Linked DNA regions of Homo sapiens: region 1 is linked to region 2. The links are chromatin contacts, found by Hi-C or POLR2A ChIA-PET in ENCODE. All regions are on one chromosome and are shown on one strand. The core of a region is the stretch at or near the end of the contact, and the rest is flanking DNA. Distances in the headings are between cores, read along the strand shown. Region 1 holds the start of H2BC14 (H2B clustered histone 14). Region 2 overlaps CARMIL1 (capping protein regulator and myosin 1 linker 1).

Region 1 (3,254 bases), core at 119-2,618, 2.4 Mb before region 2:
CCAGTTCATTTTCTTTGATTTACCTGATTTTTTTTGAGACAGAGTCTTGCTCTGTTGCCCAGGTTAGTGCAGTGGCGCGATCACGACTCGGTTCACTGCAACCTCTGCCTCCCGGGTTCAAGCGATTCTCCTGCCTCAGCCTCCCGAGAAGCTGGTGTTACAGGCACGTGCCACTGCACCCGTTTAATTTTTTGTATTTTTAGTACAGACGGGGTTTCACCACGTTGGCCAGGCTAGTCTCAAACTCCTGATCTCAAGTGATCCGCCCGCCTCTGACTCCCAGAGTGCTGGGATTACAGGCGTGAGCCACCACGCCTGGACTAACCCTCCACATATTTATTTATGACTTTACCTATAACTTCTGCTTCCCTAAAATGTACAAAACAGTTGCATTCTGACTGCCTCAGAACCACTTTCTCATGGTCTCGGGGGATTGTGTCTTCCCTAAGCCACGGTCACTCATAGTTGCTAATAATCCTCTTTAAAATATTTTGGGCCGGGCGCAGTGGCTCACACCTGTGATCCCAACACTGGGAGGCCGAGGCAAGTGGACCACCTAAGGTCAGGAGTTCGATACCAGTCTGGCCAACGTGGTGAAACCCCGTATCTACTAAAAATACAAAAAGTAGCAGGGCCTGGTGCCACATGCCTGTGGTCCCACCTACTCGAGAGGCTGAGGCAGAAGAATCGCTTGAACCCGGAAGGTGGAGATTGCAGTGAACCGAGATCGTGCCATTGCACTCCAGGGTGGGCAACAAAGTGAGACTACACCTCAAAAACAACAACAAAAAACAAAAAAAAACCCACATATACAAGTACATTTATATGTACGAAGCGAGTCCCAAAGGGTACCTAATGGGAGACAAACTTAACAGTGAACTGGCTCTTTCTTGAGAAACGTGGACGGCTCTGAAAAGAGCCTTTGGGGTGTGGGTCACGGCGGAACTGTTACTGCAGCGAGAGGCTCACTTGGAGCTGGTATACTTGGTGACGGCCTTGGTGCCCTCGGACACGGCGTGCTTGGCCAATTCCCCGGGTAGCAGTAGGCGCACGGCCGTCTGGATCTCCCTCGAAGTGATGGTCGAGCGCTTGTTGTAATGCGCCAGGCGTGACGCTTCTCCGGCGATACGCTCAAAGATGTCGTTGACGAAGGAGTTCATGATTCCCATAGCCTTGGAAGAGATGCCGGTGTCGGGGTGGACCTGCTTCAGCACCTTGTACACATACACAGAGTAGCTCTCCTTGCGGCTGCGTTTGCGCTTCTTTCCATCCTTCTTCTGAGCCTTGTTAATGGCCTTCTTGGAGCCTTTTTTAGGGACTGGAGCAGATTTGACTGGTTCAGGCATGGTGGAAAACAAAATAAAAGACAACCTTAGGGCTGTTTCGTCCTCTTTATTTAAATGTTATTATGCAAATTAGGAGTAGAATAGGTCAGTGCTGATTGGTGATTATCCGTGGATGACGTCAGATGCCAGTTTTGCCCAATCAAAATAGGTATCCTGCATACTCGAGTCCTATTGGTCTAAATAAAAATAAAACGTAAGCCAATCGCACAGCTTCCTTTTCGCGCCCAGTAGAGGCTATAAAATGTACGTTTTTCCAATTTCATTTCAGTCTTTCTTGACCGTAAAGGTAATAGACCTTTTGCCATGTCTGGGCGTGGTAAGCAGGGAGGCAAAGCTCGCGCCAAGGCCAAGACCCGCTCTTCTCGGGCCGGGCTTCAGTTTCCCGTAGGCCGAGTGCATCGCCTGCTCCGCAAAGGCAACTATGCGGAGCGGGTCGGTGCTGGAGCGCCGGTGTACCTGGCGGCGGTGCTGGAGTACCTGACCGCCGAGATCCTGGAGCTGGCTGGCAACGCGGCCCGCGACAACAAGAAGACTCGCATCATCCCGCGTCACCTCCAGCTGGCCATCCGCAACGATGAGGAGCTCAACAAGCTTCTGGGCAAAGTCACCATCGCACAGGGTGGCGTCCTGCCCAACATCCAGGCCGTGCTGCTGCCAAAGAAAACTGAGAGCCACCACAAGACTAAGTAAAGACCGAGTTGAAAAGCGCATAAAAACAAAGGCTCTTTTCAGAGCCACTTCAACAATCATAAAAAGATGACACGAGTCCGTTTTCAGCTGCTTCACCACTACACAGTACACTCATGATGTTTCGGTGTTAATCTTTAACCTGTTTACATTGCCTGAATTTCAAGGTTTTTTTTTTTTTTTTTTTTCTTAATGTAGATACTAACAAGGTACGTTTGCTAACACGTGTTTTCAGGGGTTTTACCTTGGTGGCCAGGCTGGTCTCTGACTCGACCTCAGGTAATCCACCCGCCTAGGCCTCCCAAAGTGCTGGGATTACAGGCGTGAGCCACTGCGCCAGGCCAGTTTGTGGTATCTTGAAGGCATTTTACTGGGACACAACTTTGACAAAAGTCAAAGCCTCTTACTGGGAGTTACATAGTAGGTACTGGTGGGTTTTATTTATGATTCTGGGAAACTCACTGGGCTGTAAGGAATATAGTATAGTATTCGGTTTTTAATATGCTTACTAGAAAAAGTATATGGATTGCTACTAGACAGTGTGTTTCTCTACAGTTTCACAGTCTCTAGATTGAAAACTGAGGGTAGAGTCCTCAGCCCTATTTCCTGGCCTCTAGGAAAGGAGCTGCTCAATGGGTATATTTAAACAAAACCAGACAGTTTTATGTTTACCAATGTATACATTGGTCATGTTTTGTTTTCTATTTTTAATTTTTGCACTTACAAGAGTTTGGAATAAAAAAAAATTGGCCTTAGAAGTTTTCTAATTAAGGGTCTTTCAAACATATACATGTTCGGCAGTGACCCAATAATTACATGTATTTATGTTAGTGTACTGCTGAAATCACATGTTAATAATAGTTAACTTCATTGTATGTGTTCTGATATTTTTCTGTTTAATTCTGTATGTAATTAACCTTTTTGTACCTGGGTGTTATGTTACAAATGTATCCTGTAAACACTTACAATTAGTAAGTGAGTTAAATACTTAGTAACTGCTGGATAAGTAGATGGCCAAGCATAGTAGTCCAAGCTGGTGATGTTCGATGGTAAGGTTGGTTCTGAATACTTATTGATTCCAAGAGCACTAGTGGGTGAATACCTACACTCAGAAAAAAATATCTCTTCTGAGAAAAGCCAAAGGCTATTTTGAGAATAGTGAGGTCAGTTCCTCATGTTATCTTTTTTTTTTTTTTTTTTTTTTTTTGAGACAGGGTCTCG
Region 2 (3,149 bases), core at 530-3,029:
ATCCCCAGCTTCTTGGGAGGCTGAGGCAGGAGGATAGCTTGAGTCCAGGAGTTCAAGGGCAGCCTGGGCAACACAGCAAGACCCCCCCAAATCTCAAAAAAGAAAACAATACAATATGACTAAAAGAAGATTTAAAGTTATGCAAAACATATAATAGACAGTGTCATAATTTTTAAACCAATGAGAAGCTGAAAGATTCTTTTGAAGTTTGCTTATAGACTCCAATTAAGAAATAGAAGTCCTCCTCATGTCTTCTCAATTAAAACCATTCCATTTTCTACTGGCAGAGCATCTGTGGATGAGACAAGCACAGTGCCAGGCACTTGGAAATGTTTGGTGAGTACTGAACGTAAAACATGGAAATGTGGGTTTCTCTAGTAGTGGAGGCAGGAAATCCCCATCAGTAAGGAGTAAAAGCTAATTCCCCTTAGGGCAGTCATTCCTACTTTCTTGGTAGTGCCTGTTAAGTAGAGGCCAGGTGTGGTGGCTCATGTCTGTAATCTCAGCACTTTTGGAGGCCGACACAGGAAGATCGCTTGAGGCCATGAATTCAAGACCAGCCTGGGCAACAAAAAGAAGCCTCCCTTTTTTGTTACAAAAAAATTGTAAAAATGTGCTGGGTGTGGTGGTCTGTGCCTATAGTCCCAGCTGCTACACTTTGAGAGGCTGGGGTGAAAGGATTGTTTGAGCCCAGGAGTTGCAGGCTGCAGTGAGCTATGATCATGCCATTGCACTCCAGCCTAGATGACAGAGCAACACCCTGTCTCTTAAAATAAAATAAAATAAAAAAAGGCCAGGTGCGGTGGCTTATGCCTGTAATCCCAGCACTTTGGGAGGCCAAGGCAGGTGGATCACAAGGTCAGGAGTTTGAGACCAGCCTGGCCAACATGGTGAAACCCCGTCTCTACTAAAAATACAGAAAAATTAGCCAGGCATGGTGGCGCCTGCCTGTAATCCCAGCTACTCAGGAGGCTGAGGCAGAATTGCTTGAACCCGGGAGGCGGAGGTTGCAGTGAGCTGAGATCGCTCCACTGCACTCCAGCCTGGGCGACAGAGCGAGACTTCATCTCAAACAAAACAAAACAAAAAAAGTAGAGAAATCCACATCTAAAAGACAAAACATAATAAAACTGTTGTGTGTGCTAAATACCTTCATTTCTATCACCTAATAGTAGCTATTTTAACTAAGGCAGACATCACCAAAAAAAATTAGCCTTTCAATACTCTCCAGCCTTTACTCTACTGTTGTAGAGAGAATAATGATGCCAAATCCAACATAACTTGACATCAAGAAACGCTTCTACATCAAATGAGTTTCAAAACATCCAGAACACCTGCAGACACATTGCAGGTGTAATGCTACAATAGTAACATGGTTCAACAAGGTCTGGAGGCCTCAAACAGTGAGGATTTTTACTTCTACTTGCCTATCTGCTCAAGATCTTTTTCTCTTTTTTTCTTATGAACTGTTTCTCTCATCGTTCTGTTCCTTCCTTTTCTTTCTTCCAACAGATACCCAAAATGACAGAGTCCATTTGCCAACTCACAGCTAGAGGCAAAGAAATCATTACCCACTCGGAAAAGGGGCCCATAGTTGCATCTGGTGATTATTCTCTATTTCATACGATGCTTTCCCTGAGGCCTCAGTCTTCTACTGAAAATATTTTAATTGTAATTATAAAGTCATGACCATCCACATGTATAGCTGGTTTGCTTCAATTAGAAGTCACTGCAACCAAAAAACAAAGCACTTTCAGTTCCTCACACTCATTGTGTTTAATGTTTCCATTGGTTGAATCTCATGAATGGCTCACTGAATTGAAGAAATGCCCCCAAGTAGGAATTCTAAATTCTGCATCTTCAAAAGATGGTCTTCAAAATCACAGAAAGAAAAGCTGCTGAATTGCAGAATATATACTGCTATTGAAAAGGTTATAAATCTTTTAACTTAAAGAAGGGTAGAATTCTTCACTTAGAAAATTCAGAACAACTTATGTTAATGTTTCATTTGTCTTGAACTAGAAACTGTGAGCATAGTGTTCAACAGATTCAGCTATTCACTTATTCATTGACTTTTATATCTCTGCATATGCTCTTCAGCCTATTATCTGGGGAACTATCAAAGAAAAGTTGTGGCCCAAATGCTGGATTTGCCTGTTCCTCAGTTCATAACAAGTATTTCTCAAATGTAGACCTATAACTATAAACACTTTTAACTTTCCTTGAACCAGAGCATTTAAAAATGCATATAGTCTGTACATTAAATGTGTTCTTAGTGAAGTAAAAGGTGACATCATAGAGTGTTATCTAGTCTGTTGTGATTTTTTTTTTTTTTTTTTTGGAGACAGAGTCTCACTCTGTCACCCAGGCTGGAGTGCAATGGTGCGATCTCGGCCTCGCAGGTTCAAACGATTCTCCCGCCTCAGGCTCCTAAGTAGCTGAGATTACAGGCACCGGCCATCATGCCTGGCTAATTTTTGTATTTTTGTGGAGATGGGGTTTCACCATGTTGTTGGCCAGGCTGGTCTTGAACTCCTGACCTCAGGTGATACGCCCACCTCAGCCTCCCAAAGTGCTAGGATTACAGGCATGAGCCACCACAGCCGGCCTCATGATGTCTTGTATTATCTAGTACTATCATGATTTTCACCTATTGCTTGTTACTTTCATGCAAATTCTAATTGACTTTCAAAGTAAAATCAATAAAAATGACCAGTGTTTATATGACATTTACTATGTGCTGGACCTTAGTCTTTGCTTATATTAACTCATTTAACCCTCCTGACAACCCTATGAAGTGGGTACAGTTATTTCTTCAACGTCCTGGGCGGTGTTCGTTTTCATTTTAAAGTTCCTACTCCTAAACCATACTAACAAAGTTCAAGTAGCAAGATATCAGATTACAAACAACAAGCCAGGCATGGTGGCTCAGGCCTGTAATCCCAGCACTTTGGGAGGCTGAGGTAGGTGGATCACTTGAGGTCAGCAGTTTCACCAACATGGTGAAACCCCATCTCTACTAAAAACACAAAAAGTTAGCCAGGTGTGGTGGCAGACACCTGTAATCCCAGCTACCTGGAAGGCTGAGGCAGGAGGATCACTTGAATCTGTGAGGTGGAGGTTGCAGTGAGCCAAGATTGAGCCTCTGC

What was found. A loop is a pair of places that touch in the nucleus more often than their neighbours do. ChIA-PET counts read pairs that join two places held with the same protein, here RNA polymerase II (POLR2A).
Region 1: a loop to region 2 is called in a map of OCI-LY7, with 6 times the contacts of the local background. The contact joins the promoter of H2BC14 here to the enhancer-like site in region 2. A Hi-C loop is called at or near these places in 1 of 168 maps with a recorded cell type or tissue (OCI-LY7). POLR2A ChIA-PET finds 5 or more read pairs at or near these places in 1 of 52 experiments (OCI-LY7).

Annotation. Positions count from the first base shown.
Region 1 is chr6:27,813,136-27,816,389 of GRCh38, reverse strand. H2BC14 (H2B clustered histone 14) reads right to left here and starts at 1,368. Exons shown (of 1, transcript NM_003521.3): 1 at 901-1,368. The coding sequence starts at 1,346. The coding sequence ends at 966. H2AC14 (H2A clustered histone 14) reads left to right here and starts at 1,613. Exons shown (of 1, transcript NM_021066.3): 1 at 1,613-2,088. The coding sequence starts at 1,650. The coding sequence ends at 2,036. RefSeq lists enhancers at 710-759, 850-909, 1,020-1,139, 1,830-1,979.
Region 2 is chr6:25,386,306-25,389,454 of GRCh38, reverse strand. All of the region lies in intron 2 of CARMIL1 (capping protein regulator and myosin 1 linker 1), which reads right to left. The region is part of intron 1 of LOC124901281 (a long non-coding RNA gene); the gene reads left to right. Among named protein-coding and RNA genes, the nearest start is that of CARMIL1, 110 kb to the right of the region's middle. Within about 2 kb of position 1,779, at least 2 of the 41 ENCODE cell types and tissues checked have a DNase peak (open chromatin) inside an H3K27ac peak, as active enhancers do; they include OCI-LY7, where a contact is called at or near this core.